Linked DNA regions of Homo sapiens: region 1 is linked to region 2. Evidence: chromatin loops called from intact Hi-C (ENCODE). Cell type or tissue: OCI-LY7. All regions are shown on one strand. Each heading gives the region's core, and the rest is flanking DNA. Links, peaks and the distances in the headings are about the cores only. Region 1 overlaps LINC00489 (long intergenic non-protein coding RNA 489). Region 2 overlaps TTI1 (TELO2 interacting protein 1).

Region 1 (15,712 bases), core at 4,677-12,676, 380 kb before region 2:
GGGTGGTCTCGAACCCCTGGCCTCAAGTGATCTGCCTGCCTCAGCCTCCCAAAGTGCTAGGATTACAGGTATGAGCCACCGTGCCTGGCCATGCGTTGTTGTAAGAGAAGAGTTCATGCCTGTGACCTTCGTTGGAGGCCTGTTCTTCAGCTACTGGAGCTGCCTTGTCCATGGAACGAACCTGAAATGCCTGGCTGTTAAGCCCCACCTTGGGGGACTTAGTCAACAACAGACCGGGACAGGAGTGTGAAAGCCCAGTTTCCTTGCCTGGAGACTGTTTTACACTCCAGAGCTCCCTGTGGGATGTGGCTGAGGCTGGGACTTTGCTGAAAGTTTCACTGGGGCAGGCGTACACTCTAAGATGGCCCTAAGGGGCTTGCCTTCTGGCACTCACACCCTTGTGTGATCCCTTCCCTTTGAGTGTAGGCTGTGATGTGATGTCACTTCCAAGATTAAGTGATAAAAAGACCATGGGGGGCTGGGCGCAGTGGCTCATGCCTGTAATCCCAGCACTTTGGGAGGCCAAGGTGGGCAGATCATGAGGTCAGGAGTTCAAGACCAGCCTGGCCAACATGGTGAAACCCCATCTCTACTAAAAATACAAAATTAGCCAGGTGTGGTGGCGGGCACCTGTAATCCCAGCTACTTGGGAGGCTGAGGCAGAGAATTGCTTAAACCCAGGAGGTGGAGTTTGCAGTGAGCCAAGATCGTGCCACTGCACTCCAGCCTGGGCAACAAGAGCAAGACTCCATCTCAAAAAAAGGAAAAAAAAGAGACTATGGCTTTTGTCTTGGGGTGGCCCTCTATTTCTCTCTCTCCCTTTCAGGGCTGTCTCTCTCTAGGGCAATCAAGCTGCCACGATATGATATGATATGATATGATATGATATGATATGATATGATATGATATGACATGATATGATATGATATAGGCTATGATAGGATATTATATGATATGCCATGATACTTCAGCCATCTGAAGTGGCAGGGAACTGATGTCTCTACAGCCAGTGAGGACTGGAGGCCTGTCCACACTCACAAGAGTGAGTTTAGAAGTGGATCTTCCCCAGGTTGAGCCTTTGATTTTTTGAGACAGGGTCTTGCTCTGTTGCCCAGGCTGGAGGGCAGTGGCACAATCTTGGCTCACTGCAACCTCCACCTCACAGGTTCAAGAGATCCTCGTGCCTCAGCCTCCTGAGTAGCAGGGATTACAGGCATGCACCACCACACATGGCTAATTTTTGTATTATTAGTAGAGATGGGGTTTTACCATGTTGGCCGGGCTGGTCTTCAGCTCCTGATCTCAAGCGATCTGCCTGCTTTGGCCTCCCAAAGTGCTGGGATTATGGGAGTGAGTCACCACGCCCGGCCTCCCAGTTGAGCCTTGGGGTGATTGAGCCCCAGCCAACACCTTGACTGCCCACTCCTAAGATACCCTGAGACACAACCATTCAGTGAAGCCACTCCTGGGTTCCTGACCACAGAAACTGAGATGATCACTGCTTGTTGTTTCAGATGCTAAGTCTGGGCTAATTTGTTATGCAGCAATAAATAACCAATGCATCTTACTGGGCTTCCTTCCCTTTCCTGTCCTGCCTCCCGCACTTTCTCACCAGTCTTCACTGGGAGCACTCTTTTTTTTTTTTGAGATGGAGTTTCACTCTTGTCGTCCAGGCTGGAGTGCAATGGGGCAATCTCGGCTCACTGCAACCTCCGCCTCCCAGGTTCAAGTGATTCTCCTGCCTCAGCCTCCTGAGTAGCTGGAATTACAGGCACCTGCCACCACGCCCAGCTAATTTTTTGTATTTTTTTTAGTAGAGATGGGGTTTCTTGGCCAGGCTGGTCTCAAACTCCTGACCTCGTGATCCACCTGCCTTGGCCTCCTGAAGTGCTGGGATTACAGGCGTGAGCCACTGCGCCCGGCCTGGAGCGCTCTGTTAATACACCACCTGCACAGATATCCTTGTCTGCTTCTGGGGAACCCAACTCAACACACTCCTATAGGCTTGTGCTAATATACATTGTTGGCATTTGGAGGGGGATGAGCTGTTTTCCCCATGGCTTCACCTACACCATGCACATCAAACTTTTACACGCAAATATAGCCTTGAACTGGACAAGCCAAGATAACTTTAATCCCAAAGACAGTTCCACAGGGAGGTCTGGGTTTTGGGGCTGCAGTCACTGACCCACTGCCACTGACCCACCTGTAGCACCTCCTGTACATTCCCACCTCTCTGACTTTGCTTAGGCTGGACCTCACCCTCACTTCACCTGCCTATCTTGTCATCCTTCCCATAAGGCCAAGATCCTAAATACCCGTCCTCCAGAGCATCTCCTGACCTCTCCATCTGGAAGTGATGCTTCCCTCCCCTTGAGCTCCCTTCACCCTCTGTGCCTCCTTCTGATGGCTTTCTGATGGGTTTTACCCAACTTATCATTATTTCTGCTCAAGTATTATCTCCCTGCCTGCACAAAGAGCTCTTTTCAGGCTGAGATCCACCTCCCTGGAAAGTGGTTGGTACAGAGAAGTCATGGAGACACTGTGTGAATGAACACCCAGACTCAGGGATGTCCTGGTGGGCCAGATGGCAGCCATCCTGAACCCCCTAGTCTCTGTCTGCCCCACACCCAGCAGCCCTCCTCACTCGTCCTCCTCCCTAGCATCCCTCAACCACTGTATTAGTCTGTTTTCACACTGCTATAAAGAACTACCTGAGACTGGGTAATTTATGAGAAAAAGAGGTTTAATTGACTCACCATTCTGCAGGCTTCACAGGAGACATGACTGGGAGGCCTCAGGAAACATACAGTCACGGCGGAAGGTGAAGGGGAAGCAAGGACCTTCTTCACATGGTGGCTGGAGAGAGAAAGAGCGAAGAGGGCAGTGCTACACATTTTTAAATCATCACATCTTGTGAGAACTCACTCACTATCACGAGAACAGCAAAGGGGAAATCTGCCCCCATGATATGGTCACCTCCCACCAGGCCCCTCTCCCAATTCAAAATGTGATTTGGGCAGGGACACAAATCCAAACCATGTCAACCATGCTCTGGTTGAGACCTCATTACCTGTGCTGACAATCAAGGCCCCCCCGTGACACTGCTGCTCCCACCCCCGCCCACTCTTGCTGCCCCTGCTACCCGCACTGTCTATTCCAGCCATGCAGAGCTACTCATAGTTATCTAGAAACCAAACTAGCTGCCATTTTCGGAGCCATGTCTCAGGCCCTGTGCTAAGCATTTTACATCCTCATGATTGCTGTGTGTGGGGTACCATTTTCAGCCCCATTTTATAGGCAAGAAAACCAAGGCACAGAGAAGCTAAGTGTACACAGCCGGCAAGAAGCTGAGGCAGCTGCTTTTGGTGCTCTGCTGCCTCTTTCATCTTTCCTGGGGGTCACCAGTAGACGGCTCTTGGACATGCCTCACCCGAGGGCATTCTTTGGCCTCCTGAAGGTCGCTCAGCCAGCAGGGGCAGGCCAGAAGTCACGGAGTTCAAACCTCAGGAGCAGCCCTCAATCAATGGGGAGGAGTCCCGCTTCCTCGTCCCTCGCAGGGACAATGTTGCACGTCCTTTCTCTGAGTCCTCAGCCGGATAAGCTCCAGTTACCTGCTCACGAACACACCCGTATTGACCTCTTTCTCTTCCCAGTCTCACCTCCCCACTCTTTCAACGTGCTGGGACCACCTCCCAGATAAACCATGTGCACCCAAATCCTTGTCACAGGATCTGTTTTGAGGAAAACCAACAGGAAGCAACAGCAGAGTGGAATTTGCACCCAGTCTGCCTGCCTGGGGCCACTCTGCTGCCCAGACATCCAGACATGACTGGCTGTGCCAATGGCTTCATGTTCCTGTCCATCTTGCCCCAAACCCCACCCATCTCTGCCCACCCTCCTCTGTTTAAAAGACCCTGCTTACCTAGATTTTTGTGTTTTTTGGAGACAGAGTCTTGCTCTGTCGCCCAGGCTGGAGTGCAGTGGCACGATCTTGGCTCACTGCAACCTCTGCCTCCCGGGTTCAAGTGATTCTCCTATTTCAGCCTCCAGAGTAGCTGGGATTACAATACAATTTTTTTTTTAAATTTTTAGCAGAGATGGGGTTTGGCCATGTTGGCCAGGCTGGTCTCGAACTCCTGACCTCATGCGATCCACCCGCCTTGGCCTCCCAAAGTGCTGGGATTACAGGCATGAACCATCGCACCCGGCCTTACATAGATATTCATAAGAAAATTTCACTGACATCCTTTTTCCCAGTTAGAATTGACCACTCCCTTAGGATCTCAACAGACAGACTTCTCCCCAGCCCCCATCATATCCCAGTGCCCTTATTTGTGGGCTTTGGGCACCACCTACCAACCTGGGATGTCCTACTCATGGAGAACTTGCTCTCGTGTCTTCTTCACTATGGAAATACCCCGGTCCACCCAGGACTAAACACACAGCAGGTGCTAATCCACCTTTGAATCCACTGTGGCCCCAACCACAGATCTCTCCTCCTCTTTCTGCCCCCTCACCTCTTCCCACCCCGCCGCCCACGCATTTTACATCATTTCTGAGAGGTACACCGCTGTTTCCATCTCTTTGCTGGCCTGTTTGGCCACCCTAAGGGTGTCTCGCCCTCTCGTTCTCTGATACATGGTTTCTCTGTCTCTCTTTCTCTCTGCAGACTTCTATCTCACTCCATCGCACTCATTTATTTTCCTATCTGCCTCCCCAACTGGATTGTGAGTCCTTTGAGGCCCTAATGTATCTTGTTTATCGCTATATCCACATTGTGCCCTTCGTGCATTATCTACTACAGACTGCATGCTAATAAATGTTTGTTGAATGGATGAATTAATTAATTACTTAATACACGTATCCCTGGATCCCTCAATGGAAGGACATAGAAACTGATATAAATTCTTAGGATTGTAAGTGACAGAAACCCAACTCAAGCTAGCTTAAGCAAAAGAAGAAATGTATTGACTTAATTATTAGGAAGTCCAAGTAGACTTCAGGCATGGCTGGATCCAGAAACCAAACAAAGTCAACAGTTGACTCTCACTCATCCTCCTTCTCTCTGTGTATATCTCTTTGCCTCTCTGTATCTTTTTTCATGTTGGCTCTGGTTCTCTTTCAGTTTTGACCACATTCTCCTGTATCATAGTCAAGTGCAAATGCAAGACTTAGTCCTCTCTCTCTGGGCCTCAATTTCCCTCATCTGTAAAGCAAAGAGTCAATTCAACCTCTTGCTCTCTAAGCCTCCTTTATAGCAATGTAGTCTTAAAGGGGATCCAAGATAATGTTCTCATTTTCTAGTTAGGAAAAACTGAGGCCCAGAGAAGCAAGTGATTTGTTCAAGGTTACCCAACAAGTTAGGGGCGGGGCTGACACCATAACCCAAGTCTCAAACCTTCATGGAAAAGAAGGACAATATTATTTTTGACACAGAGAACCCCAGAGAGAAGGGCCTTGATACTGAGTCAGAGTCACCCACCTCCTCTCTGCTTCCATTCTATCCTATCCAAATGCTGAGAATCCTGGACCACCGAAGGTTTTGTATCAAGTGCGTTTACCTCCCATAACCCCAGACCTGGATTTGAAAATCAGCTCCACCACTTGGCAGCTGTGGCCCTGGCAAGTCATTTCTCATCTGAGCCTCTGCTTTTTTCATCTGGAGAATGGGACAATGAGCCCTACCTTCTGGGTTGTTGTGAGGACTCCAGGAGGAGATGAGAGTAACTCTCTTAGCAAGGCCTTGCATGAGGTGGTAGGCCATAACTCATCCCAGTTAGGCTGGGATCATCCCAGTTTGGCTGGGATCATCCCAGTTTTAAAACTTAAACTCTTGGCTGGTTGTGGTAGCTCGTGCGTGTAACCCCAGCACTTTGGAAGGCTGAGGCAGGAGGATCACCTGTGTCCGGGAGTTCAAGACCAGCCTGGGCAACATACTGACACCTCATCTCTGCAAATTATTAAAATATTAGCTGGGTATGATGGTGCATGCCTGTAGTCCCAGCCACTCAGGAGGCTGAGGTGGGAGGATCACTTGAGCCTGGGAGGTCAAGGGTGCAGTGAGCCAAGATCTCACTACAGCACTCCAGCCTGGGTGACAGAATGAGACCCCATCTCAGCAAACAAACAAACAAACAGAAAAACAAACTTAAAGTCTTACATCCCAGGAAGCTGTTTGTCCTAGGCCAATCTGATGGTTGGTTACGGATGTCGTTTGGATGTGTGTCCCTTCCCAAATCTCATAGTGAACTGTAATCCCCAATGTTGGAGGTGGGGCCTGGTGGGAGGTGACTGGATCATGGGGGCATATTTCTCATGAATGGTTGAGCGCCATCCCCCTTGGTACTGTCCTTGTGATAGTGAGTGAGTTCTCTTGAGATCTGGTTGTTTAGAAGTGTGTAGTACCTCTCCCCTCACTCTTTTGCTTCTCCTCCCACCATGTAAAGATGCCTGCTTCCACTTTGCCTTCTGCCATGATTGTAAGTTTCCTGAGGTTTCCCAGAAGCCGAGCAGATGCCAGCATCATGCTTCCTGTACAGCTTTCAGAACTGTCAGCCAATTAAACTTTCTTTCTTTATAAATTACCCAGTCTCAGGTATTTCTTTACAGCAATGTGAAAACGGACTAATACAGCTATCCTCTCAGTCAGGCACCTATACTGGGCAGCAGGGAGGAAGCAGTATTCTCAGAAGATCCCATAAATCAGGCCTGAACAAAGCCAGATCTCTCAGAAAGATGGAGGAATCTTGCCCAAGACAATGCTGAGAAGAAACTTTCCGGGCCTTTGGGCCCTTTGAAGTTTGGAGCAATTTGTACAACAAGAAGCCTGAGAGGCTGTTTCTGCCTCCTCCTCCACCTGTCTGTCCCTCCAGCTTCTTGGACATTCAGGGGCTCTCAGAAACTCTGACTCCAAGAACACATAGCTGGAGAAAACCCTGATTCTCACCCAATCTCACTGGGCACTCTCCCACTGTACAGATGGCAAAACCAAGGCCCAGAGAGGGAAGCCCCTTGCCCAAAGTTTCATGGTAGACTGTCTCCAGCATGGCTGACCTTGCAGATATGCTCCTGGATGCTTTCAGTGAAAATTCAGTTTACACCCATGCTGGGAGTAGGGGTTGGGGGAGACAAGTGAGTGATGTCTGTGTGGCAAGGGGAATGAGCACAGGCTCAAAGCCCAGCTCCCCAAGCCACAAACTTGCTGAGTGACTCCCCTGGGCCTCAGTGACCCATCAGTGAAATGAAGGCGATAATCTTGCCTGGGGTGCCCCAGGCGCTGTGGCTAAGTGACAAAGAGCAGTGGGTAGCGTTAGTCCTTGTATGGCTAGCAGAGCAGAAAGAGCCTTCACAGACTGATTTTAGTGTGTCTGGAATCTTGGGCATTCCCAGATCACCCCTTAGCTACCACCTGTACTATTAGTTACTTAATATATTTCTTTAAAATAACTTAAAGTATTTTAAAGGAATATGAAACATTACTTGTTATGATGTACTAGTTTATATATATATATATATATATATATTTTTTTTTTTTTTTTTTTTTTTGAGATGGAGTCTTGCTCTATTGCCCAGGCTGGAGTGCAGTGGTGTGATCTTGGCTCACTGCAACCTCCACCTCCCAGGTCCAAGTGATTCTCCTGCCTCAGCCTGCCGACTAGCTGGGACTACAGGCGTGTGCCACCATGCCTGGCTAATTTTTGTATTTTTAGTACAGACATGGTTTCTCCATTTTGGCCAGGCTGGTCTTGAACTCCTGACTTCAAGTGATCTGCTTGCCTCAGCCTCCCAAAGTGCTGGTATTACAGGCATGAGCCGCCACTCCTGGCCTACTTATATATTTCTTTCTAGCACTACTTAAAGTAAATTCAAAGTATTCAAACAAAAAAGTTGGATCCCGGAATGCCTCCAAACCTAGGGCATATCCCCAGCAGCATGCATGTTGTACTTCGTTAAACATTGATTTCATCCTATCCCTGCTCCCTGCATCCCATTGTAAACTCAGATCCAGAGAGGAACAAGGACAGAACTGAAGTCACAGAGAGAGTTAGCCACAGGGTGGGCGCTAGAGTCTAGACCCCTCCACTGTTCCCACCATTCCAAGGTAGGAGCCCTTGCTGAAAGGAGGAGCCAGGGCTTTTCCTGCTTCCAGATATTTTCACGTCCTGTGTCCCCACCTGGAAAGCCCTTTCCCCTCAATTGTCCCAGGCCAACTCCCAGATTAACTCCCGTTCATCCTTTGAAACTCTGGGGAGCTTCCCTGGCAAGCAGAGCAAGTCTGTCTCCCTCATGTGACACCCCATCCCAGATTATAATGACCTGTTTGGGAATCTTTCTCCACACTGAGACAGGGAGGCCCAGTTCTGATTATCTCCACCCTGAATGTGCTCCCTGGGGCTGGACACCCAGGAGGCTCCGGGCAGCACTGATTAATTAGGGAAATCTGAAAACAGTGGAGCCCAGAGCCCTGGATCAGTCCTGTCTGGGTCCCAAGAGGGACAGGGCCACCAGGCTGGCAGCTTGTCCCAAGTGATGAACTAGTTCAGCCAGGGCCCCCATCACTCCACTAGATACATTTCAGCTGCTGAGAAAAAAGTTCAGGGGCTCACCTGGGTCTGTTGCTTAGCAACAGGAGGCTGTAAATGACATCGCTCCTGACACTTTAACTAACCCCTCCATGGCAGGTGGAGGATAATGAAGGCAAAGGCAGACAGTGAGACGGAATTGAAAGCCAGACTCAGGAGTGAACAGAGGCAGGTTCTGGGAAATATGGAAGCCTGCAGCAGGCAGTTGTGGGCCTGGGTATATGGGAGGGGTCCTTGAGACAGTTGGTGGCTGCTCTGTTCCTGGGAGTTCTGTTCAGGTGTCCTGGGCTTATGTGTGCCAGCCTTTAAAGGGGATTTGCTAGGCTTGGTCCCTAGTAACAGGTTGGTAATTCCCTGGGCACTATGTCTGTAATTCCAGCAGTTGCCGCTAGGAGGACAGCAGCAACTTCAAAGGTAGACGACTCAGGGTAGACATAACTATACACCTATCAAATCTATGAGTTGGCAGGGAACCTAGTTTAGAAGGGAGCATTTAATAAGCACCGCCTTACTTTTATTAACTCACAAGATCCTCATAATACCTCTCCATGATTACAGAGGTATTTCCACGTTAAAGATGAAGAAACTGAAAGCTATTCATTCAACAAGTATTTGTTGAGCTCCTCTTGTAAGGCAGTTACTGCTGTAGGGTCTGCATAGACAGCAGTGAGCAAGACAGATGGAAATCCCTGCCCTATGGCATTCTAATCAAGGGATAGATAATAAAGAAGAGAAATGAGTAAAATATATGGTATATTAGAAGATGACAAGGGCTGTGGAGAAAAATAAAGCAGAAAAAGATATTGAAAGGGACCCAGGGGGAATGGGTACATGGAGTAGTCAGAAAAAGCCTTAGGGAGGGGCATTTGAGCAAAGGCCAGAAAGAAGTGAGGAGGAAGTCATATGACTATTCAGGGGATGTGCATGCCAGGCAAAGGTCCTGCGGTAGGTGTAAGCTTGGTATATTTCAGGTTTGGAAGGAGGCCAGCATGGCTGCTGCTGGGTTAGAAAGGAGGAAAGCAGAAAGACATGAAGTAGGCCATTGTAAGAACTCTGGGTATTTCTCTGCATGAGATGGGAGCCACAGGAGTATGAGTGTTGAATTTGCCAAATAAAAATACAGGATGACGACTAGGCGAGGTGGCTCATGCCTGTAATTGCAGATCTTTGGGAGGCTGAGGTGGGCAGATTGCCTGAGCCCAGGAGTTCAAGATCAGCCTTAGCAACATGGCAAAACTCCACCCCTACAAAAAATATGAATGTGGTCGCATGTGCCTGTAGTCCCAGCTACTCAGGAGGCTGCGATGAGAGAATCACCTGAGCCTGGGAAGTTGAGGCTGCAGTGAGTCTTGATTGCACCACTGCACTCCAGCCTGGGCAATGATGTGAGACCTAATCTCAAAAAAAAAAAAAAATCCATAAAAGGGTGCCCAGTTAAATTTGAATTTCAGATAAAGCACACAAAAAAATTTTCGTCTAAGTATGTCCCCAATGTCGCATGGGATATGCTTATAATAAAAATTATGTGCTGTTTATCTGAACTTCAAATTTAACTGGGCATCTTGTATTTTATCTGACAAACTAACATGGGAGGGTCTTGAGCAGAGGAGTGACATGGTCTGACTTGGATTTCAAGTGGATCTCTCTGGCCAGTGTGTGGTAGACAGTCTGAGGGGTGTTATGGTGGAAGCTAGAGGCCCCATGAAGAGGTCGTTACAAATGACCCAGGTAAGAGATGATGGAGATTTGGAGCAGGGTGGTTGTGAGAAGAAGTCAGGTTCTAGACACATTTTACAGGTAGAACAAGCAATGCTTCCTGTTGGATTAAACGTGGAGTGTGAAAGAAAGAGGGGTCAAAGCTGACTCTGAGGTTTTGGGCCTGAATGGCTGGAAGGATGAAGGAGTCATTTACTGAGATAAAGAAGGGTAAGGATGAGTGGATTAGTGGGGAAGAAAGGGGAAAATCAGGGGTTCAGGTTTGGGTATTTTAAGTTTGAAATGTTATGAGGCATTCCACAGGGAGATGTGAGATGGGATGCTGTACAGGTTAAATAGTGTCCCTCCAAAATTTGTGTTTACCCAGAACCTGTGAAGGTTTTTGCAGATATAATAAAGTTAACATGAGGTCAGACTGGATTAGGGTGGGTCCTAATCCAATGACTGGTGTCCTTATAAGAAGAGGGAAATTTGAGCATAGAGAAATACACAGAGGGAAGATGCTGTGAAGACATTAACACCATGTGAAGATGGAGGCGAAGACTGGAGGGAAACATCAAGCCTAGGGATGCCATGGGTCGCTGGGATCTGCTAGGACAGATCTAGAGGTCTGCAGGAGGGGCTCTGGGTGGGGCTATGATTTAGGACACATCAGGGCACAGATGATATTAATATATTATTTTTTAATTTAAAAATTTTTTTTTGAGACAGAGTTGCGCTGTGTCACCCAGGCTAGAGTGCAGTGGCACGATCTCGGCTCACTGCAACCTCCGCCTCCTGGGTTCAAGCGATTTGCCTGCCTCAGCCTCCCAAGTAGCTGGGATTACAAGCACATGCCACCACGCTCAGCTAATTTTTTATATTTTTAGTAGAGATGTGGCTTCACCATATTGGCCAGCTGGTCTTGAACTCCTGGCCTCAAGTGATCCACCCTCCTCAGCCTCCCAAAGTGTTGGGATTACAGGCATGAGCCACTGCACCCGGCCTGACATTAATATTTGAAGTCATAGATTAGATAATATCACCAAAGCAGTGAAAGTAGATGAAGAGGAGAGGAGGACCAAGGACTGAGTCCTGGGGCCCCAGACTGAACAGGTGGGAAGTTAAGGGGTAGCCAAGGAAGGGTACAGAGAAGAAGCTGCTGGTGAGGTGGGAGGAGCACCAGGCAAAGGCATGTGGAGAAAGTGTTTCCAGAAGAACATGATCAATTGTATCTATTGCTGCTTTAGGGGCCAGTAAGATGAAAACAGAGGAGTCACCATCGGGTGAGCAGCCTGGAGGTCATTGGGGATTTCGGCCAAGTCAGTTTTTGAGGGGTGGTAGGGGATTAAGCCTGATTGGAGTGGGCTCAAGAGAGAATGGAGGCTAATGCAGGCAGATCACTTGAGTCCAGGAGTTTGAGACCAGCATGGATGACATGGTGAAACCCCATCTCTACAGAAAATACAAAAATTAGCAGGTATGGCGGTGCGTGTCTGTACTCCCAGCTACTCAGGATGCTGAGGTAGGAGGATCACTTGAGCCCAGGAGTTGGAGGTTGCAGTGAGCCGAGATTGTGTCACTGCACTCCAGCCTGGACAACAGAGTGAGACCCCATCTCAAAATAATAAAAAAGAGAGAAAATGGAAGATTCTTCCTCTTCTTTTTCTTATTCCTCTTATCCTCTTCTCCCCTCTCCTCTCCCTTTCTCCTTTCCCTTTCCTTCCCCTCTCTTGGAGGTGCCAGAATTACCAGGGACTGAGGAGGCAGCAGGACCAAGAAGGCAGCAGCCTGGCTGGAGACCATGGATGTAGGGGAGCCATGGTCATGGTCATCATGGTTGGGGTATTGTTTGCATATAGGAAGCTGAGCAAACATTGAGGGTAATGGGAGCCAGCTCTCCCTCCCCATCTAATCAGCACCCCATTCCTGCCAATTGCCCCTCCATAATCTTGTGATCCTCACGCAGTGTGCCTCTGCACACATATTTACTGCAGTTCTATTCATTCATTGATTTAACAAATAGTTTTGAGCCTGCTACTGGCTGCTGGATGGAGATCTTAGGATATAGCAGTGAACAACACACAGTCCCTGCCGTCTTGGGACTCACATCCTAGAGAAAAAGATAGACATTAATCCAAGAATCACACAAAGAAATGTCAAATTTCAACAATGATAAGTGCCTTACAGAAGAGGTCCCTTGGGCTTTTAGCACATAATAATGGGAGTTTGACTTGCATTGACCTGAGAAGATAACTTTTGAGTGGAGACCTAGTGGTGGAGGTGGTAGGAGATAACTAGGCAAAGAGCCAGAGAGAGTGGTCTAGGCAGGGGACATAGGTGGCCAAGGTCTACTGGGTGTGGGGGGTTGGGGGTTCAGGGCACATGTGAGCAGGGCAAGGAGGAGTGGTGAAGATGAGGCCATGTGTTGGGTGCAGTGGTTCACGTCTGTACTCCCAGCTACTTGGGAGGCCAAGACAGGAGGATTGTGTGAGGCCAGGAGTTTGAGACTAGCCTGAGCAACACAGCGAGACCCTGTCTCTACAAAAATAAATCAATAAATAAGGCCAAAGGATGAGCAGAGCCCAGAACATGCAGGACCTCGTAGGCCATGATAAGGAGTTTAGTTTCTTTCTAAGAGCACTAGAAAGCCAGCATAGGGGTTTAATCAGGTGCAACATGATCTGGTTTGTATTCTTTAAACAATTTTTTTAAACTGACACATAGTAATTGTGCATATTTATGGGGCATTAGTGATGTTTTGATACATATAATGTATAGCAATCAGATCAGAGTAATTAGCATATCTGTCATCTCAAATATTTATCATTTCTTTGTGTTGGGAACATTCAATATCCTTCTTGCAGTTATTTGAAACTAATACATTATTGTTAACCCTAGTCATCCTACACTGGTATAGAACACTAGAACTTGTTCCTGGTATCTAGCTGTAATTTTGTATCCTTTAACAAAACTCTCCCTATCCCCACTCCCTTAACCCTGCCCAGCCTCTGCTAGCCTGTGTTCTAATTTTTACTTCTATGAGATTAGCATTTTTTAGCTTCCACATATGAGTGATAACACATGGTGTTTAATTTTCTGTTTCTGGCTTATTTCACTTAACATAACGTTTGTATTCTTAAAAGATTATTTGGCTGATGTCTGGAAAATGGATTGTAAGAGTGCGAGAGTGGAAGCGGGGAGACCACAGAGGTGGTTTTTGTCTTGTAGGAGAGAGAGGATGGCAGCTGGACTAGGGCATCGGACATGGTGATAGAGAGGAAGTAGGAGACAGAAGTGCTGGGATGAGTGGGATGAATGGTATCTTGACTGGTGGGGAGGGTGTGTTGAGGAGTCAGGCTTTGGACTTAGTAGGAGGGTGGATAGTGGGGCTGATCCCCAAGAGCCCAGAAAACAGGGAGAGCAACAGGCTTTGAGGGCTGATGGGGCATTTTGTTTGAGACTTGCTGCAAAATGTCCACAAGGAACATTTGAGCAAGCTGTTGGTTGTGCAGATCAGAGTTCAGACTAAGGCAGTGACTTCAGCCTCAACTTATCAGCGACAAGCATTTGAACAAGCCTAACTTTTACTTATCTCAATGCGCAGATGAGAATGAACTGTCCAGGAGAAATGATCTCAGGCTGGATCAATCAGAGAAGGTGTCATGGAGGAGGTGGGACTGGAGCTGGGTCTTGAATGATGGGTAGGATTTAAGGAAGGGAAGGGAGGGTGTACCAGGCAGCATGAACAAAGGTACTGAGGTGAGAATAAGCATGGGGCATGCCGAGGGTCACAGAAAATGACGAACAGCCCATTTTGGGTGATGGCCACTTCTGTGGAGGCAGGGAAGGAGGAATGAGGTCCAGGAGGGGAGATCAGGAGCCCTCAGAGTTCCTCATAATGTTTTAGTGCTTAAGCTGTGTGCTGGGAAGATGAGCATTTGTTATGTGATTAACTCTATTTTCTTGTTCTTAGATATAGTCTGTCACCCAGGCAGACTCATTGCAACCTTTCCCTTCCAGGCTCAAGCTATCCTCCCACCTCAGCGTCCTGAGTAGCTGGTACTACAGGTGCATGCCACCATGGCTGGCTAATTAAAAAAATTTTTTTTGTACAGATGAGGTCTCACTATGTTGCCCAGGCTGCTCTCAAACTCCTGGACTCCCTTCTCCTTCAGCCCCCCAAAGTGCTGGGATTACAGGCATGAGCCACTGTGGCTGGCCTGATTGACTTTCTCTCTCTCTATATATATTTTTTGTTTGTTTGTTTGTTTGTTTTGTTTTGTTTTTGAGATGGTCTATCACCCAGGCTGGAGTGCAGTGGCATGATCTTGGCTCACTGCAACCTCCGCCTCCTGGGTTCAAATGATTCTCCTGCCTCAGCCTCCTGAGTAGCTGGGATTACAGGCGTGCACCATCATGCCCGGCTAATTTTTGCATTTTTAGTAGAGACGGGGTTTCACCATGTTGGTCAGGCTGGTCTCGAACTCCTGACCTTGTGATCCACCCACCTTGGCCTCCCAAAGTGTTGAAATTACAGGCGAGAGCCACCGCACCCGGCTGATTGACTATGTTTTGTATGGTTAAGATCATTTTTTATAATTCGTGGTCTAGAGGGGCGAATAGAGGGGAGAGTAGAGAGGGGTCTCTTAGGCTTGAGTTTACATTGCAGCTTCCTAATGGTGTGACTGTGGGCCTATGGATAAGGGACTTCATGCATTTGAACCTCTTTTCATCTGTAAAATGGGCATGAAGAACTCTTACCTCATCATCTCTCCTTCCCTCTCTCCTTCCATTTCTTCCTTCTTCCCTCCCTCTCTTTCTCTTCCTTCCTTCTGATAAATATTTACTATGTGTCTACAGTGTGGAAGGCCCTGCACAAGGTCCGAGAGATATGTTCCCTTATGGTACTTACAGTCTTTAGAGAGAGATATGAATCAAACATATACATGAATGCACCACTGCAGACAGTGATAAGAGCTATGAAGACAACAAACAAGAGCTTCCGTGGTGAAGAATAAAAAGATACTGAGACAGGGTGGCCAGGGAAGGTATTTCAGAGGAGATGTGAAGGAGTTTGCCTTGGAGGGGGTGAAGAGAGAGGGGAATGTGTCGGTCAGAGAGCACAGCATGAGCAAAGGTCCTGAGGTGCGAAGCACACAGGGAGCTTTGAATGTTGGTGTTAGCAGTCCAGCCAGAGAGTGCCAGGCAAGGGGGAGAGAGGCATGGCAGGAGAGGTTGGGAAGACATGTGCATTCAGGAACATGGGCTTGCAGAGCACGTAGCACGGTGCTTGGTGTGCGTGCTCAGGAAATGCTGGTGGCCTTTCTTCCCACCCCTTCTTGGGGGCCATGGCTAGGGTGACAAATGGACTTCTGAGGGCAGAAAGGGGGCCTGGAGGCCTGGGAAGCCTCTAAAGAGCACCTATGGTA
Region 2 (8,000 bases), core at 1-8,000:
AAGCCTAGATCCCACGACAGTGTATTGGGCACAGATTTCAAAGTGGCATTCTGTGCTGAGCACTATGAGGGCTGACTCGGACCTTTCCCCCAGCTGGCTGCACTCTCGGGCCACATTGTTTCCTGCCCCTCCCTGGAAGGTATGTACCCTTGAAGATAAAGACATCTTCATAGCAGCCTAGGTAGGCTTGCCCACCTCCTGCCTGAACTGTTTTCCTGTAACCTGTGCTCTGGCACTAAGCCAGCAGCCTCCACTCACGGATGCCTTCAGAAACAGCTCTAGGAAATGTCCTTCTGTATTTACTGCAAGGACGTTGAGGATATTAGTCACAACAGTACCCAGTGTTCTTTTAAGATGACCCACAGAGAAATTTTCCTCAAGCGTCAGTAATAAGGAAAGCCATGCTTCTTTCTGAAAAGCTTTCTTTCCTTTTCTTTTTAAAAACTCTTATTCAGGTACTTCCTGTACCATTTTCCTCTTTGCTGTCTGTCAGGAAGCACAGAGCCACTCTGAAAGCTCCTCTCTAGCAAGGGTGCAGGGCTCTAACTGTATTGTCTATATTAACCTCAACTCGGTCTCATCTTGTTTTTGCTGTTATTTTTCCATTTAAAAAATTTCTTCACTTCCTTCCTTTTTTCTTTGTTGCAAACAATTTATAAGATGTTCCAAGTCATTTTCGGAATAAGAAGAAATTTAAATAATGATTCACAACTACTATTTAGTGACTTTTACTCTGTGGTGGTATTTTGTGCTACCTGACTTTACTGAATCCTTGTCGTCATTGTAGTAGGTGAAATAAGCAAAATAACATACATGCTTTTTTCGGTCTTATAGATGAGAAAACAGAGACTTTGAGAAGTGAATTAATTTGCCAAGGTTATCTTGTTATTGAACAACAATGTGAGGCCTTGGTAGTTATCTCTGAAAATCTTCAACTCTCAACACAGCACTTGGCTCATCATAAGAGACCCAATAAAAATCTTTTAAAATACATCTATACAATAAGACAAATAGAGATCATCTCCCTGGCTACTTTATTTACTCAGTACTGAGACAACATTTACTTCCACGCCTCTGAGGTGTTCGAGAGGGATGACAGAGCCTGCAGAATGAGGAAATGACTACCCTGTGGTCGACCACAGCCTCTGATGACCAAAACCCACTTTGTGCAGGCGGTGCTGCGACCAGGCTCGATCTGTCATCGAGAACATTCTGCTCCCAACCTGGCACGGCATGCACTGTGCACACACACCCCACGCTTGGCTTTCCTACCGGGTGGTAAGATGGTTGACCCTGGCAGGTTATCAGTGACATGACAACACCAAGGAAGAAGGGACAGAATTGGCAGCACTGAATTTAAGTAGATTTAAGTAGCCCAGAGGTCCCTGCCTTCAGTTCTGAAACCCAGCAACCCACTTTGTTTGTAATCTGCCTGCCAGATGTCTCTTATCTTTGACACCATGAAATCAGGCCTATATATGCACAGTGAACAGCTCCAGATCTGAGTGTATTTTTAGAACAATGGGACTCAAAAAGAAAACCAGCAATGCCTGTCAAAAGATGGATAATAGGAAAGCTAACTACTTGGGTTTGGATTTGTCAACTATTAATCAAGTGTCAAAAGGAAAAAATATTAGGTGTGTCCTCATTTCCATGCTGGGTGCAATCCAAGGGGGAACAGCTTTGCAGTCCAAGCTCAGCCAAACTGCCCACACCATTTAAGGGGATGAGCTACTAATTTCAAGCTCAGCTGAACTAATGGATCACCTCTGTGGCTCCTCATCCGTTCAAATATAATAGGCTCATGTGTGGGTAAAGAGAGGAGTTGGGGCTCTGACAGGGATGAAATGAATGAGCCTGTGCCGGTCTGTGTTCGTCCAGGGTTTGAAGGCACCAGCTGGTTCTTTGATGGGATGGGATCCTACTGCTAGAAAGAGAGCAGGGAAGTCAGTCTGTAAATGAACCTTCAAACCCGGTCCTGACTTCTGCAAACAGTGGTGGCACAATTAACATGAAAAAGATCCTTTTGAGGTGAAATCCCCAGTTCAGATTTTAGTAAGGATGAAGCAGGCTTACAACTAGAAATTCTGTGGCCAGTGTCTATGTGTATGAGTAACATACACATCATGTATAACATATTTGGGAAATTTACATACATGTACCCCACATAGGTGTGTACACAGATGTAAATATACCTTCAGAACATAAGCAGAGGGTAGAGGCCCCTATCTTGTTCCCTCTAATTCCAGTCCCTAGAACAGTACCTGGAGACTCCTTGGACATACTAACGTGATTCATCCACAAGCACCCTATGAGAATGGAGTTTTCATCACCCCCAGTTTACAGAGGAAGAAAATGAAATGAAGCTAAATCATTTGCTCAAGGTCACATGGCCAGTAAGATCTGAACCTCGGTTTGTCCAAAGCAAGACTGCTACTTTTTCTCTCACACACAATGGCGAGGCAGAGGGAGCTGGAATGGCAACCTCCCCAGCGCCCCATCAGGGGCTACAGCAATAACAGCATCCAGGACTTGCGTGGCCAGAAGGTACACCAGCTGGTCACCACCTGCTGGCACCCTGCATCCCTATCTGGGCTCTGGGGTTAGCAGGTGGGAGTAGGACTGGGGGTGGAGGCCAAGCATCCTAAAAGCTTTATTTTTCTATTATGAGACTTGTTGGGCACTGACTTCATCTTCTTCTTTTTTTTTTGAAACAGGGTCTCACTCTGTTGCCCAGGCTGGAGTGCAGTGGTGTGATCACGGCTCACTATGGCCTTAACCTTCCAAGGCTCAGGTGATCCTCCTGCCTCAGCTTCCCAAGTAGCTGGGACAACAGGTGCACACCACCACGCCTGGCTAATTTTTATATGTTCAGTAGAGACAGGGTTTCGCTATGTTGCCCAGGCTGGCCTGGAGCTCCTGAGCCCAGGTGATTCTCCCACCTCAGCTTCCCAAAGTGCTGGGATTACAAGCGTGAGCCACAGCACACGGCCTGACTTCATCTTTTCAAAAATTTGAAAAGTATTGTCTAGTTTTGTTTCCTTTTAGCCCAGGGTAAAAGGCTCATTGGATGATATAAAACCTCACTGCAAAAGCCAGGGAGTCTCAGAGTCTGCTAAGAGATTGGCCCAAGGAGTATGGTTTTAATGGAGTTCAACTAGGCTAAGTACATGTATGGACTTGAAGGACAAACAGAAATTTGGGGTGTATGCTCTCTTTTCAAATTCCTTTCACGTACAGGAGGCAAAAGCTACCTGGACAGAAAGGCACAGAACTGTGAAGGCCCAGGGCATGCCGGGAGACATCCTGGAGACTGAGAATTTCAATCAGCAAAGTTTGCCACTGCAGTTGGCTGAGATGGGGGTGTGGCTGATCTGACCTGTTGTCTGTAATCCAACGCCTACCCTCAGGGACACTGTCTTATTTTTAGCTCCTGGTATGCTAAGCCCTCCTCCCACACCACAAATATGATTTGCACATTTGTTATCCATTGAAGTTACTTAACTAGAGGGACTTTGGGGGAGCTGGCTTTTTTTTTTTTTTTTTGCATTGCCAGTTAACAGTGACACCTGGTGGTAACACACAGCAAGGTCACATCCTGCCCCCACCATCCCCTGCCCCTCCCCCATGCCTCCCCCAGTTGGAAGATTTATGCCCCCTCCATACAAGGCACATTTGCTAGATAAAAGCATTAAACTGGAATGGCATCTCCGTTCTTAGCATTTACAACCTCGGTTACATCAACCACCCCCTGATCAATGTCCATTTCTAGAGTTTACTGCCTGGATGTAAAAGCCTGCCACAAAGGCTATATTTAATATGGCAAATTAAAAAAGCAAACACTGGTTTGGTCATTCTTTGGAGCCAGGAAAAGCAAATGGGAGCAAGGAAAAACCCAAGCATGATGCACATAAAGATGAACTCTCATGGGGCTGCTAAGTCTGCCTCCACCCCAACTCGATGAAGGCGCCCCTTGGAGGTCCTAAGCCCACCTGCCAGAGGGGCCCACAGACATGGCTGTTCTACAGGGCTGGTGCACATCCCTCTCCTTCCAGAAGACAGGAGGCCTGGGAGCAGCCTCCTGCCCTGAGAGCTTCCCTCACCAGCCCTCTGGCAGACAGGAGAGCCACTTCCAAAGCAAGCTGGTCATCTGCCTAGGGTCGGAAACTCACTACCTCTGGCTTTTCTGAATACTAAGCCAAGGTTCCCACTTGGGCCCTTGCAACGAACACAGCTTTCTCTTCTCCCATGAGGGTAAGTGTGTGTAAGTGTGTCACTCTGACTGCAGTATGGAGAATACCTAGAGGGGCAGGACTGGAAGTGGGACCAGTGGTGAGGTCTGTTGTTCTGGTGGGAGATGATGGTGGCCTGGCCTGGCCTAGTGGTTTGGAGGTGTCGTTTTGAGAGCAATTTTCCAAGTGAGGTAGGCGGGCTTTACTTTTGGTCATGGATGTAGGGTGTGAAGGAAAGAGAAGAATTAAGAACAAACAACAGGATGGATGGCAGGGCCATGTGCTGAGATGGGACTCCATCTCATGCAGGGGACTTGGTTCCTCAGTACTAGTAGGTATGACAGACTGCACTCTGTCACCTAGGCTGGAGTACAGTGGTGCGGTCTTGGCTCACTGCAACATCCGCCTCCCAGGTTCAAGTGATGCTCCTGCCTCAGCTTCCCAATTAGCTGGAATTACAGGTTCCTGCCACCATGCCCAGCTAACTTTTTGTATTTTTAGTAGAGACAGGGTTTCATCATGTTGGCCAGGCTGGTCTTGAACTCCTGACCTCGTGATCTGCCTGCCTCAGACTCCCAAAGCGCTGGGATAACAGGCGTAAGCCACCCACCGCACCCAGCTGCCAGGTATGACTTTTCCATACTAAGTGGCCCACCCACCCACCCCTCTCTCCATGCGGTAATGAGGCTCACAGAGAGACCAGGTTTCCTATTGTCTCAGGCTTCTTCTCCCACTTAGAGAGCTTATTAATTTCAGCATCAAGATGCCAAATCAGCTCTTGATCAAGGATCAAGACTGATTTTTTTTCCCAACTTCAAGATAAGTTTGCAAGTGACATGTGTGAAGCAATCCACCTAGCTCTTCCTCCCCCTCCCTGCCCATCAGGAGGGAGGCCATCTGACTCAACACTTGAACGGAATGTGCTGGAGCAAACAAAGGGAGCTGCGGTCAAGTGGTGGGGCTGCGTGTTCCTCCACCTGAGGCTCCCTGAACACCAGCTCAAGATTCAGCAAGGTCCAATTCCGGGTTTAATTGCTTTCAGCAGCAAAAAAGAGAACTAGAAATGAAAAGATAATGAATTGAGAATATTAGCTTATTTGATGGTTCTAAACTTGAAGGATGGGATGGAGTGGGTGTAGGAAAAATAGAATGGATGGGGAATGTGAAAATCAGACCTTTAACTCTTGGTTGTAATAGGCATCTAAAAGGATTTACTTCAAGATAAACTCATTATGTTCTTGAGTTGCACTTTAAGTCACAGCACAATCAGCTCCAGGGGCACCGCCCAGGGAGGACTATTTTCACCCTAAATTGATTCTGTACGGAATAAAAATGCCTGGGGACAGAAGCTGCTTAGGATGCGCCCCTGTGCTCATGAAACTATGACTGATTCTGGGACTAAGGGATGTGACGGGAAAGGGACAGGAAGAAAAAAGGAAATGGGAAATCAAGAGCAAAAAACAGCAAAGGACAATAAATCAATTCAAGAAGATATTACCATCACTCCCAGGGAGTGCAAGGTTTCTAAGGAGCAAGCTGGCTCTCCTCACTGCACAGTCAGAGCAGCCTTTCCACTCCTCAGGGAATGAGTTGACTCCTAACTCCCACCCCACTGAAGAGGATCAGAGATGTGCCTCTAGAAGCTAGGAAGATGCAGGGATTCCGCTGCAGGCGTGAAGCTGGTGAGGCTGAAGGAGCTGCAGGGCTCAGAGCGGCACAGAGTGCCAGGCCCAGCTTTCGCCCCAGCAGCAGACCTACCCTGGGATGGCAGTTCCAGGATGCAGGCTGCTCCCACCTGGAAGGAAAGCTTGGAGAAGAGGGGCAGAGTAGATTTGGGGTCTCATGTCTGGGGAATGCTGTTGTGCTGAGTTTTAGCTCTTAGTCCTAAAGTAACCAGCAACAGCTTCTTCTCCTAGAGGTGATACAGCTTTTCTCAAATAAGCATGGTCAAACTCTTAGAAATTGGAATCATCTAGTTTCAGAATCAGAAAAGGCCCTTTAAGCCATTAGTCTGGCAACTCTTAAGGTTCTTCGGGTCACAGATTCCTATTAGAACCTATGAATGGTTCCTATTAGAAAAAGGCACATGTGCACCTGCCTGCACACAAACAATTTTGCTTTGCACTTGTGAGGGTTCATGGCACCGATGCCCATCTAAGACCTGCCGTGGAGTCGACATATGCCATATCAGGAACCCAGCACTTTCACTTTGCTGTTGAAGAAGCCAAGGCATGAAGAAGTGCCAGGCACCTGGTCTCCAGGCCTAGAAGCAGATTCCCCTCCAACCAGGAGGGTGCTGAGTCCTCTCTAGCACACCGTCTTTCTGCTTCTTGACCCTCTGGAATTGTTGCTGACTTTGCAGCAGAGGAAAAGGTTACTGGCAAAGAGAAACACATCTAGTAAAAATACCATCTCTAGTGCTGGCACAGTTAAAGAATTATCTTAACCTGGCAGGGTGACAGAGAAAAGAGCAGAGATGCCTCAACTCTGCTTGCCATTAGCAAATCATCTGTAATTTAGAACAAACGTAAAGGGATGCGGGTGATCAGGCAGACGTACCTCCTGGCAGCCTCTTGTAATTTCACGGGCTGTTTGACACTGAGGTAAATCAAGCAGGCATCAGCCACTTTATTCAGGTCACCCTCACCTGCAGAAAAGAAAAACAAAACAAGCATCAGCCCTTACACTTCATTTGGGACAAGCAGTGACCAACTGTGTCTGGAGAAACTGCAACAGCTAGGCAAGATGCTCTGGGCTCTCTACTCCATCCCGCCAAAGAACACATCAAGATAAATGGACAAATGAGGCCAAAATAAGACGGAAGGAGGTACACAGAGGGGAGGGGAGGGGGGCACGACTGAGCAGAGGGCATGATGGCAGGGGTGAGACAGATGCTAAGTGTGTGTGTTCAGGTGGAACTGCCTGGTACCCACCTAGGTCCAGTCTCTCACAGAGGGGGCCCAGGCCCTGTAAGACAGCCAGCTGCAACTTGAAGGCCAGCGTGTGCGAGTAAACTGGTCCAGCCCTGGCACTGATGGGGGCCTGGGTGACTAGGGAGCCAGCCAGCTTTGGCAGGACATCTTTGCAGAACCGGCTGCGAAGAAAGTCACCACACTTGCTTCCCAGGGTACGTAAAACCTGCAGAAACAGCCTCCAACCTGGTGAGTGAACATTGCCAAGGCAGCAAGAGAGCTAAAGAATGCTTGGTAATTCGATTTCATCTAGGTCTCTGCTTGGGGGAAAAAAAAAATAGAATTACTGCTGTTAATTCCTTGCCCATGGTTTGTGATTCTGACAGTTATGAATTTGGAGGTCTCTGCTCCCAAGGCATGGCTGCTTCTACCCATAAATACAGATTACATGGGGAATAATTCAAAGGAATCTTGGGTTGGATGAATAATATGATTAATATCTTGATTTCCCTCCCATTTTTGTTAAAAAAAAAAAAAAGAGAAGAGCTTAAAGCAGTTCACATAGATCATTTCTTGAATCTTCCTAACATCCCTTGAGAAAATATGTATGCTTTAAACTCTAGCTAGCTGAGCAAACACAAATACTATGGTCCAGCTGCTGCCACATGCAGGCATCAGGAGGTTAGTGACTGGGCCGAGGTCCCTGGGCTGAACCAAGGCAGGGTCCCTGAAGTTGCAGCCGACTCGGTGTTCCTTCTGTTCAGCTGCACAATCTCTTATGCACATCACCCTCATTCTATCTTTCAGAACAGATAGTTTCTTTGCATGTCTTGTTTTAAACTTTCTCTAGCAGAAC

What was found. Hi-C counts contacts between places; a loop is a spot of excess contacts. Peaks named below come from ENCODE experiments on the same cell type or tissue, not always from the same donor. Only the 100,000 strongest peaks of a DNase experiment are listed, where the experiment ranks them.
Region 1: it touches region 2 in a loop (4-fold over the local background); 2 of 110 quality-filtered maps call a loop at or near these places.

The regions. Positions count from the first base shown.
Region 1 is chr20:37,607,047-37,622,758 of GRCh38, forward strand. LINC00489 (long intergenic non-protein coding RNA 489) reads right to left here. Exons shown (of 3, transcript NR_047461.1): 2 at 15,045-15,154; 3 at 12,252-12,393. Among named protein-coding and RNA genes, the nearest start is that of LINC00489, 8.2 kb to the right of the region's middle. In OCI-LY7, for the core only: CTCF peaks have their summits at 8,989 and 9,188; a DNase peak (open chromatin) is centred at 8,985.
Region 2 is chr20:37,989,584-37,997,583 of GRCh38, forward strand. TTI1 (TELO2 interacting protein 1) reads right to left here. Exons shown (of 8, transcript NM_001303457.2): 6 at 7,166-7,370; 7 at 6,792-6,879. Among named protein-coding and RNA genes, the nearest start is that of TTI1, 40 kb to the right of the region's middle. RefSeq lists an enhancer at 1,002-1,081. In OCI-LY7, for the core only: CTCF peaks have their summits at 3,537 (motif pointing left) and 3,739; DNase peaks (open chromatin) are centred at 1,138 and 3,568.